Linked DNA regions of Homo sapiens: region 1 is linked to region 2. A link is an interaction called in ENCODE POLR2A ChIA-PET data of the cell type or tissue named here. Cell type or tissue: PC-3. All regions are shown on one strand. Each heading gives the region's core, and the rest is flanking DNA. Links, peaks and the distances in the headings are about the cores only.

Region 1 (5,507 bases), core at 270-5,269, 280 kb before region 2:
CAGTATGACTATAAAACACTCCTAAAATAAAAAGCTTTTTAGCCCATTTTAAAAGGAAGCCCAGTAAATTCAATACTGGAAAAAGCATGGTGCTAACTGATACGGTAAATACTTAGTATGCATTCTGAAATGTTAAGTATCCCCCCACATCTCTGGCCACAGATCTCCTACCTGGTAATTGGATTATTTAGACTTATTTGTTACTGGCATATTGTTTCTAGTAATAGAATACCTTTTGGATAGGTTTTTTTAATGTTTATGTTACTATGGATTCTTATTAAACCAAGAAGAGAGAGACAGTAAAAATAAGCCCAAGTGAGGATGACCTTCAGGAAGGCCTATGAAATTAAGACAGCAATGGCATCCTGCTCCATTAGAGGAGCAATCAACTTCTCAATATTACTGCTACAGCGCACAGTGTGATCTGGCCACCAAGGAATTGCAACCAGAGGAAGAAAATGCACCAGACCCTTCTCTGCCTCTATTAAGTGAGCACCTGTTCTGCCAAGGACACCCAGCTTCCCCTCTGTGGGGAGGTATGCACTGTAGTGAAGCCTGCTCAAGGATCAATGAGAACAGGGAGTAGCAACAAGTTACAAGAGAAGAGGATCTATATGTTCTACCATCACTTTGTGGCTGCAATTTCTTTGAGGCATAATAGGGAAATTCAAAGACACTCTGACTAAAGGGAATCAAAGAGTTCTACATACAGCGAAGGAAAGCCAGCACAGCCTATGGGCAACATTTTAAGAAATGCTTAAAACAATATTATTGTCCGAGAAAGGAAAGAAGGAAAGGAGTATTCACTGTCAGCCAAACAGACAAGCACTCTCCATGGGGATGTGGAAGAAAAATATTATAAATGTGAGGGTAAAAATGTATATAATTTTTACATAAATGAAAAAACTTTGAGACCATGATCTAGACTTAACTTTTGCATTCCCCTAACTTTAATCAGGATCATTTACTTAGCCCCAATGTGATCCACCTTGCCTACACAATTAAGATGTTTGGAGAACCTCTGTCTCATAGGACCTTCAATATCAAGTTCCCCCTTCATCTAGAAGATAATTTCTAGTTGACTAGTAACTTATGTTCTGCTTTCAGGAACTCCTTCTTAGGTTTTTTGGTCTCTATTGCCTAGTTTTTAAACCTGGGTTGCTGATCTGTACTGATAATGCCCAATTACCATCATTTCAGTGATATCAACAATGGAAAAGGATTTATTTATTATCCTGTAGTCCCTGGTGTGTGCTTTGTTTTCATAAGCCAAACATAAATGAGCCACACCATTTACCTGACAGTACACTGGTCCTAAGTGGGAAAGTAACTCCAAGAGGAATAACTGCCAATTTCCTCAAATATGTTACCTACATAGGGGCCGCTTATCTATTTCTGCCTCACTAGTAGATGCCTGTTTTGTCAATGCTGTATTTGAGCACTGCATTCAATAACAAGGGAATCATATCAAACCATAAAGAATAAAAATACCCCAAGGCATCAGAATTTTAGAGCAAGGAAGGGAGTTAAGAGATCTAGTTCAACCTCCTCCTGTCAGCTATTAGATCACAATAGAAATTAAAAGTTTAGAAGCTTAAATAGCAATTTGATCAAGGTCTAAACAATAAATGTCAACTGTACTCATTTTTAATGAGGGCAGTAACTCAAACTTTGATTTTTCATATTTATATTAGTGTAGAAAATATTATATAAATTTACTTAATGATTTATTACAACTACACCTTATTTTCCATTCTTAATACATCTCCCATGGCAGTAACGTATGGTCTTCCACATAATGTACACTACAGGAAATTGAGTATACAGTACAGCTCTCCATGCTACCAGTTAGTTTTACTTCTTACAAGATACTTTCTCTGGTGACCCAAATGGCAGAGGCCAAAAGATATGTAAGTTGGAGTAGAAACACCATCATTAGGGATACTAAATGTCTTACAAGGAAAACAAATTCAAATTTATAATTGACCCTTTTTCTACAATCCTTGTCTCTGTAATACAGTGATCCCCACATGTTTTTCTGAGCTGCCCAGCTAACAAAGGAGTTCTAATCAATAATCACTGAGGACAACACAATGATAGGAAAACTGTCTCACCAAGCCAGAAGTAACTGCATACGAAACCAAGGGAATGTTGTAATAGAAAAGATTTGAAGTTTAAAGTCTTTAAAAGCCATTTAGAGAGTCCTGAATCAAAGAGGACCACAAATAGTTACTGCCACACAAAACGAACTCATAGGCCACACAAAAAAAATTTAGAGGCGCTGCCTCTAGACTACTACTGTTCTCCAAAAGGAAAAACACAAGTAATATTAACATTTTTCTAACATTTAAAACAGAGGCAGGCTTCCTTTACAACTTCCCTGCTTTGAGTAATCAACTGAGTTGAAAAAGATCCGCTCATGCCCTGGTTCTCATTTTTGATGGATGCTTGTACTGTTGCCATTAGGAAAAGAAAAGGCAGAAAACTAACCAGGTCCTTGGAGATTATAACACACTCCATAATAAAAGCAGAAGTGATGAGAACTCGAAAATTATTTTCATTTTATACCTTATATTTGTATTATTTTTAAAATGCAGGCTATGGTTAAAGTATTATATATTAGATTAAATTTTGTTACACTGTTAGAATTCCAATAGGCGTGCTTAGTGACTGAATTACTATACTTATTCACTCTTCCACCTTTGAAAATTTTTCACATCACTTCAGTGAAGATTTAAGTGAACAGCCCTGCCAATCAGAAAAGGAATATGTGGCAATGACTAACAACAAACTTAGAACTCCTTTTTGAGAACAGCATAAACAATTTTCCCATTTCTAAACTCTAGGCTTTTACTTCAACAGGTCACTCATCTCTAAGTTATTGAGATACAAAAACAGGATAAAGTAACTGTCTTTCCTATACAGGCCCTGAAGTCCAATTTAAAAAAAAAAAAAAAAACAGTGTTATGTTGTACATGAATAAAAACACATTAAATCCCAGTATGATCTTATATTTTTCCAAATAAAAACATATTTCATTTACATATACATTTAAAGGAAATTATTCACCAAATGAGGCAGCCCTAAGTTGCCCAAATAAAATGACCATACATAATTCTGAAGGATCAATGTTGAGAATGTTCCCATATAAACTAATATGAAAACATGCATGAGTTTGAACAGGTTTGGGTTTTGTAAACATATTAGATGTAGTAGTCATTCTTAAAAATACAGAAAGTGGAAAAGAATTTAGCATTTCCATGTCCTTCCCTGCCTTCTCCTTAGTCCTCAGGTGGCCACCCATAACCATGCTACCTCATATACACACTAACCCACCAAGGAATCTAGGAAGCTATGCCAATGTTCTGTAGAGATACATATTTTGTTAAGACAAATAACATCCATAAAAATTCAATCCAATATATAAAATAACACTTAAGCATATTGAATGCTAAGGGTGGGGGGGGAATCAACCCACGTACACCATACAGAAAACACAAAAAGGAAAAGATGTAAGTGAATGTTCCAAATTCAAAGAAAATGAGAAACAAAGGAATTGATAGGAGTACCCTTCACTAACAAACACAATTTATGTCTAACTCTTATAGTGTGAGATTCTTTTTTTTTTTTTAACATGGATCAATGCAGGCAATTTCTGAAGACATATCAAAACCGTTTCTTTCACAAATTCAACACAATGAAGTAGGTAAGAAAACACATTCCACACAAAAACATGTGGCCATAAAATTCCCTCTTTACCTGGTAATTTTATAATAATACTAAATATTCCTGATAAAATATACCTGGGGAGGCAGCATCTTAAAACAAAAATCTTACTGCCACATCCTACTCTGAGTTATTGGATTAAAGTAATGCATAGAAAATCTAGTCGTGAGATATTATCCATGGAAAAAAAAGTGATGCGGGGCTATGAGACACACAATCAAATTCTGCCATTTTAGCATTTGTCAAGTTCAGAGTCTTTAAAAGCCCTAGAACAGATGTAGTGTCAAGAAGTCTCAAGAGTTGTTGGCTATAAAAACTTTTTAATTTTGCATTTCAATGACAATCTTAAAATCTAAATGCACATTCTAGATCAAATAGATGACTACCTTACAACCATATCTACCATCTGAGTTCAGTGGAGTATTGAAAACTACACTAATACCAAACAACACCCCTGGAGCTGTATGAGCGATGGTTAGCGTAAGTTCAAATAGAGTAGGAACACTGAATCGTCACACAAACCAGTGGAGTACCCACATGGCCAACTAAAAAAACTATCATCCATCCCATAAACAAATGCTATTTATTTGAAGTTTATTGGTGTTTAGCTTTGTTATTTTGTTTTGGTCATATAGGTATATGACAGCTATAAGTAAAAGAAACTTAAGCAAAGTTTTATGTTGTTATAATCAAATAATTAAAAATAATTTAAATAGCATCTGAGATAAATGGGTTAATTATTAAATTATCCATTTCCAATTTATTTTATTAGCCATACTAGTGCCAACCTCTACTAGTGCAGAACCCAGAACAATTGAAGTGATCATATGGATTGTACTATAATAGCACTACTATAGGTGGTATTTTCATTAGCATAGATACAAAAGCTAACAAGGACTACTTCCCATTTTCCTTTCGGCCACCATAAAGGCAGCTTAGAGGCACAATTATGACTTAACTAGAGCAACTGAATGGAGCTTTATCATCAGTTACTGTGGTAGCCAGAAAAACGACCCCAAAAAATGTCCACATGCTAATCCTGGCATCCTGTGAATATAGTTACATGGCAAAAACGAATTAAGGCAGTTAATCAGCTAACTTTAAAGTAAGGAGACTGTCCTGGATCATCCAGATGAGTCCAATGTAATCAAAAGTCAAAAGGATCCTTAAAAGTGGAAACAGGAGGCAGAAGGGGAGATCAGAGTGATGTGATGCAAGAATTTGGCACTTGACCCACTGTTGTTGGCTTTGAAGATACAGAAAGAGGCCAATGTGGGTGGTTTCTGGAAAAAGACAAGGAAAGGGTAACACCTCTAGAGCCTCCCAGAAAGGGAAACAGCATTATTGACCCGTTGCTTTTACTCCAGTGAGATTCATTTAAGACTACTAACCTACAGAACTCTAAGATAACTTTGTGTTGCTTTAAGCCACTAAGTGTATAGCAATGTATTACAGCAAACACAGAAAACTAATACAATCCCTGTATTATTCCATTTTCTCCATGATACAGATCCTCCTGTCCTAATGTTTTACCAAAGCCAGAAGTTTTACTGCTAAGTTTATTTCACTATTTGGTATGTATTTCCTGTGAGCTACTTCAGATCTCTTATAGACTGAGATGGTATAGATTCTAAAAATAAATAATATAAGCATTTGTCAAACACCCTGAAAACCCACTGAGCATGAACCTGTAGTAGGTGATGAGAATACAAAAAGTATAACCTATAGCTTCACCCCTCACTTATCACCATGAACCTAAGTCTCTGCCACATTGTACATCT
Region 2 (5,266 bases), core at 267-5,266:
AATTTATGAGCTAAGTGACCGAGAGTAGGTTAGATTGGGAGAGGGCATATACTAAACTGTTTATCCAAGGTGGTGTGAAAAGGAAAGTAAAAGTGTAGGACTCTAACATAATCACTTACACCACTGATTTGTCTAGGGCAGATTATCTCTGGATAATCTTAGAATTCACCAAGAAGCAGAGACAGAAGTGACTCCCTGTGTTGTGGTGCTTGCTAATGGAGTGCGGCCTTTTTCATGTTTTCCTTCCCTAGGACCAGTGTACCATGAGTACTGTGAGTGTCCGGAAGATCCTCAGGCCTGGCAGAAGACTCTTTCTTGTCCAACCAAGGAACCACAGATTGCAAAAGATTTTGCTTCCTTTCCCAGCATCAATCTCCAGCAAATGCTAAAAGAAGTCCCCAAAAGGTTTGGGGATGAGAGAGGTGCCATTGTTCATTACACGATTCTCAATAACCATGTTTACCGGAGATCTTTAGGGAAATACACAGACTTCAAGATGTTCTCTGATGAGATTTTGTTATCATTGACAAGAAAGGTAGGAGAATGAATGAATTGATAATACAGTTTAATTATTTAGGTATAACATTTAAATGTTTAGAATTATAATGACAAAGGATGAAACAGATTTCAGGCTGAGAAATGGGCATCTAAGATATTTGCAACCTGAGTGTTCATCATGTTCTCCATCTTTGTGGATCTTACTTTCCTGTAAGATTTAAAATTAAGTGGCTTGAGGCCAGGCATGGTGGCTCATACCTGCAATCACAGCACTTTGGGAGGCTGAGGCGGGTGGATCATCTGAGGTCAGCAGTTCAAGGCCAGCCTGGCCAACATGGCAAAACCCCATCTCTACTAAAAATACAAAAATTAGCTGGGCGTGGTGGTGGGCGCCTGTAATCACAGCTACTCAGGAGGCTGAGGTAGGAGAATCCCTTGAACCCAGGAGGTGGAGGCTGCAGTGGGCCAAGATTGCGCCACTGCACTCCAACCTGGGTGACAGAGTGAGACTCCATCTCAAATAAATAAATAAATAAATAAATAAATAAATAAATAAAATAGAATAAAGTGGCTGAGCCCCCATCCCAGGTAGGTATGCCATACAGGACACTCCCAAGCTTTCTTTGAGCTTCCAGAGATTTATAACAAGGTTACTTCTTATTCTTTTTTTCAAATAGTCTATATTTACAATATCCAAACAGAACAGTCTCATTTATTTATTTATTTTTAAATAGGGATGGGGTCTTGCTGTGTTGAGCAGGCTGGTCTCAAATTCTTGGGCTCAAGCCATCCTCCTGCCTCAGCCTTGATCCTAGCTGGGACTATAGGCATGCACAACCATGTCAAGAGGCCGCTTTAAGTTCTCTGTTCCGCTGAATACTACTCCTGCTTAGATTTCACCTTCTGCAGCTGTTTTCTTCTCTTCACCTCAAAATGACTTGAACTTAGAACACATTTTCCTTGTTTTACCCTAAGCATACCTAGAAGATAGCGTGCATGGGACATTTTGTCAAAGCTTGGGCTACCAGAAACAGGTTGTTTTTTTTTTCACCAGTGCATACTAAAAAACAAACAAACAAAAACCCTGATATTTAAAAATAGACATCTCTGCACTAATCAGACTCTCAGTCATACTTGCCTCTGGGAATTTCTCAGGGCTGTCCTTGACCTTAAGTTCTTAGCCTCTCACTAATGTGGTTAGGCCCTCTGTTTTTCAGGCTCCCCACATCCCCCAATAGCGCCCCCTTATCTCACTATTCAGCCTCTCTTTCCACATTTGCAGAACTCTAAATTCCTCTTAAGCAGAGCAACTTAAACCACCTTTTGTTCTTGTTTCTGATCATACAGGGTGAAGGATGGAGGTGGGCAATATTTATCTTTCTTACTTAGAGAGACCATAAAGGGAGTTTTTTTGTTTGTTTGTTTGTTTGTTTGCTTTGAGATGGAGTCTCACTCTGCCACCCTGGCTGGAGTGCAGTGGCACGATCTCGGCTCACTGCAACCTCTGTCTCCTGGGTTCAAGCGATTCTCCTGCCTCAGCCTTCTGAGTAGCTGGGATTACAGATGCACGCCATGCCTGGCTAATTTTTGTTTTTTTAGTAGAGAAGGGGTTTCACCATGTTGGTCAGGGTGGTCTCAAACTCCTGACCTCGTAATCTGCCCGCCTTGGCCTCCCAAAGTGCTCAGCATGAGCCACTGCGCCTGGCCAAGGGAGTTTTATAAACCAAAAAAAACACAGTTTTCCTGATATGTTATACAATTCCCCAAGTATGCTGACTGTGTGGCTGCAGTCAGTTCTTACTTTAAATAGCAGTCCCCAACCCCTCCACCACCAGCCCACAATGTGAGGATACAAGCATGTGATGGGCATCTGCTCCTAAAGGTAGTGCTCTCTTCCCGGGCTACAACTAGTCAACTGTGCCCTGTATTCTTGCCTCTTTAATCCATGTTGCTGGCTTCATAGCAGTAGATTTCAACCAGGGATGATTTTGCCCCTCAGAGGACATTTGCCAATGTCTAGAGACATTTTTGGTTGTCACAACTCAGGGGTTGCTATTATCATCTAGTGGGTAAGCATCCTACAGTGCAAAGGATAGCACCCCCCAACCCCATCGCAAAGAATTATCCAGCCCCAAATGTCAATAATATGAGCTTGAGAAACCCTACTCCACAGTGAGCACTTCCAATGTGGAGTTTATTAAAGAGTTTATAAATAATAGCAGGGAGGCTGGGCACGGTGGCTCACACCTGTCATCCTAGCACTCTGGGAGGCTGAGGCAGATGAATCATTTGAGGTCAGGAGTTTGAGACCAGCCTGGCCAACAAGATGAAATCCCATCTCTACTAAAAATACAAAAATTAGCCGGGTGTGGTGGTGCGTGCCTGTAGTCTCAGCTACTTGGGAGGCTGAGGCACAAGAATCACTTGAACCTGAGAGGCAGAGGTTGTGGTGAGCCAAGATCACGCCACTGCACTCCAGCCTGGGTGGCAGAGTGAAACACTGTCTCAAAATAATAATAATAATAATAATGACAGGGAAGCAAGAGGGTGAATATTCACATCTCTTGCCCTTTCCTTTTGTTCTTTGCCCAGTGGCTGGGGAAGAAATAAATCTAAGATAAGTGAGACTCAGTCCTAGTCTCTGAGTAGCCCACTGTAGTGGGATTTGTTTTTGTTGTTTGGAAGTGGGGGTGGGATGTGAATACAAACAAATAATTATATCCCAATATGATGATAGGCCTCAAGAGAATTAAGTACCTAGGGTTTAAGTGCCTGAGGAGGGTGAGTCATAGAAGAGGTGGTGTTAGATCTGGGCTTGGAGGATGAGAAAGGAGACTGCCAAGTTAAATAAGTAAAACATTCCAAGTGAATGGAATTACATGTTGAGGTGGATGGCATTTTCAGAGAGTAGCCTAAGGTTTCCTGGTAGGTGGGCAGATGAAAGATGAGGCTTATAGCCAAGCTGGGACAAGATTGTGAGGCCTTGAATGCCAGCCAGAGAGTTGAGATCTTGTGCCATAGGCTTAAGGTTCTGTTAAGCTTGGTAGTGACATTAACAAAGTTATTTTAGAAATTTTAGTTTTAGAATTAATTTTAGTTTTGGAAATCTGAGCAGCCTTGTGGAGAGCAGATTACAGTATGGAGAGCCCAGAATCAGAACACCTAGTAAGGAAGTTATTGCAGCAATCTAGGCAAGAAATGATGAGAGTCTAAACTGAGACATTGACCGTGGAGATGGAAATGGACTGGCAGGTTCCAGAGGCAAGGGCACATGAGGCAAAGATGGGGACAGTGAAGGAAAACAAGGGTTTGGTTCTAACTTTGTAGATTCTCTTGCTTAGGCAGCTGGCAGAGGGTTATCGAAGCTATTCATTCTTACCTCTCTACACAATTTTCACTTCTCTAACACTACATTTTATTTTATTTTATTTCTTTTTCTATTTTTTTGGAGACAGAGTCTTGCTCTGTCGCCCAGGCTGGAGTGCAGTGGCGCGATCTTGGCTCACTGCAACCTCTGCCTCCCAGGTTCAAGCGATTCTCCTGCCTCAGCCTCCTGAGTAGCTGGGATTACAAGTGCCTGCCACCAGCCCAGCTAATTTTTGTAAGTTTAGTAGAGACAGGGTTTCACCATGTTGGCCAGACTGGTCTTGAACTCCTGACGATCCACTCGCCTCAACCTCCCAAAGTGCTGGGATTACAGGTGTGAGCCACCACGCCCAGCCTCAAACACTGAATTTTACATGCATCTCTGGACAGAGGTAGCTGACTCCTGGTTAAGTGAATTTGTCATGCAGGATCCTCACAGGTGACAAATTCACAGCCATCCTGTCAATGACAGGCATTCTTCTCTCTTCTCTGTTTTTGAATGGTTAGCCCTGTCAAAAATATGTAAGAAAACCAAAGAACTGTTGTACTTAGTACCAAAGACTGAGATCTTCCCAGCACTGATGTTTGTTTATATGTTTATTTAGGTCCTTCTCCCAGATTTAGAATTTTATGTTAATCTTGGAGATTGGCCCTTGGAGCATCGAAAAGTCAATGGAACCCCTAGCCCCATACCTATCATTTCATGGTGTGGCTCTCTGGATTCAAGAGATGTTGTCCTTCCAACGTATGACATCACCCACTCCATGCTTGAAGCCATGCGGGGTGTTACAAATGATCTCCTCTCTATTCAGGGAAATACAGGTATTCAGGGAAATGCAAGGCTAATTAATGAAGAAAAAGCTTAGAGACAGAGTGGGTTATACATATATGTTTGCATTCAGTAGCATATTAGAAAAAGTCTTGTACTGAAAATTCTGACCAACCTAGGGATTAAAGATTTGTGGATGTTCCTCAGTTATATAGTTTTTTCTGGTCACCCTTTGTAAGAACAAAGGGCTAGCTCACGTTTTATTGTGAAACACAGAAAATGGAAGAAGCTAATGCCTTGGTGAGTGGACCCAGTCACTGAATCTCTTTTTTGCTTTGAACACGGTCCGACATTATTTCAGGTATTTCCTAGTATTATACAACAGAATACACGAATACTTGCGTGAGCTTTCACTAGCAGACAAATGGATGAAATTAGAGCATTCTTTTACATAATACAGCAAATAAAAAGACTGTTTTTTTTAAACTCTAAACTTGAAAGTGCTTCTGGCAAATTGAGACTCAATCCCATATTTTCGTTGAAATAACATCTACTTTAGAAGATGAGTTGATAAAAGAGCTTTAGCATCTTAAATGACAATGGTAGATTAAAGAGGATTATGCTTGCCATATT

The links. Peaks named below come from ENCODE experiments on the same cell type or tissue, not always from the same donor. Only the 100,000 strongest peaks of a DNase experiment are listed, where the experiment ranks them.
Region 1: POLR2A ChIA-PET joins it to region 2 with 8 read pairs; 2 of 35 experiments call an interaction of 5 or more read pairs at or near these places.

The regions. Positions count from the first base shown.
Region 1 is chr11:108,758,128-108,763,634 of GRCh38, reverse strand. All of the region lies in intron 13 of DDX10 (DEAD-box helicase 10), which reads right to left. It overlaps LOC124902750 (a long non-coding RNA gene), which reads left to right. Exons shown (of 3, transcript XR_007062881.1): 2 at 5,237-5,300. Among named protein-coding and RNA genes, the nearest start is that of DDX10, 96 kb to the right of the region's middle. In PC-3, for the core only: no CTCF peak of the experiment used is centred there; no DNase peak of the experiment used is centred there.
Region 2 is chr11:108,481,426-108,486,691 of GRCh38, reverse strand. It overlaps POGLUT3 (protein O-glucosyltransferase 3), which reads left to right. Exons shown (of 8, transcript NM_153705.5): 3 at 252-535; 4 at 4,470-4,686. Among named protein-coding and RNA genes, the nearest start is that of POGLUT3, 14 kb to the left of the region's middle. RefSeq lists a silencer at 3,832-4,010. In PC-3, for the core only: no CTCF peak of the experiment used is centred there; a DNase peak (open chromatin) is centred at 3,301.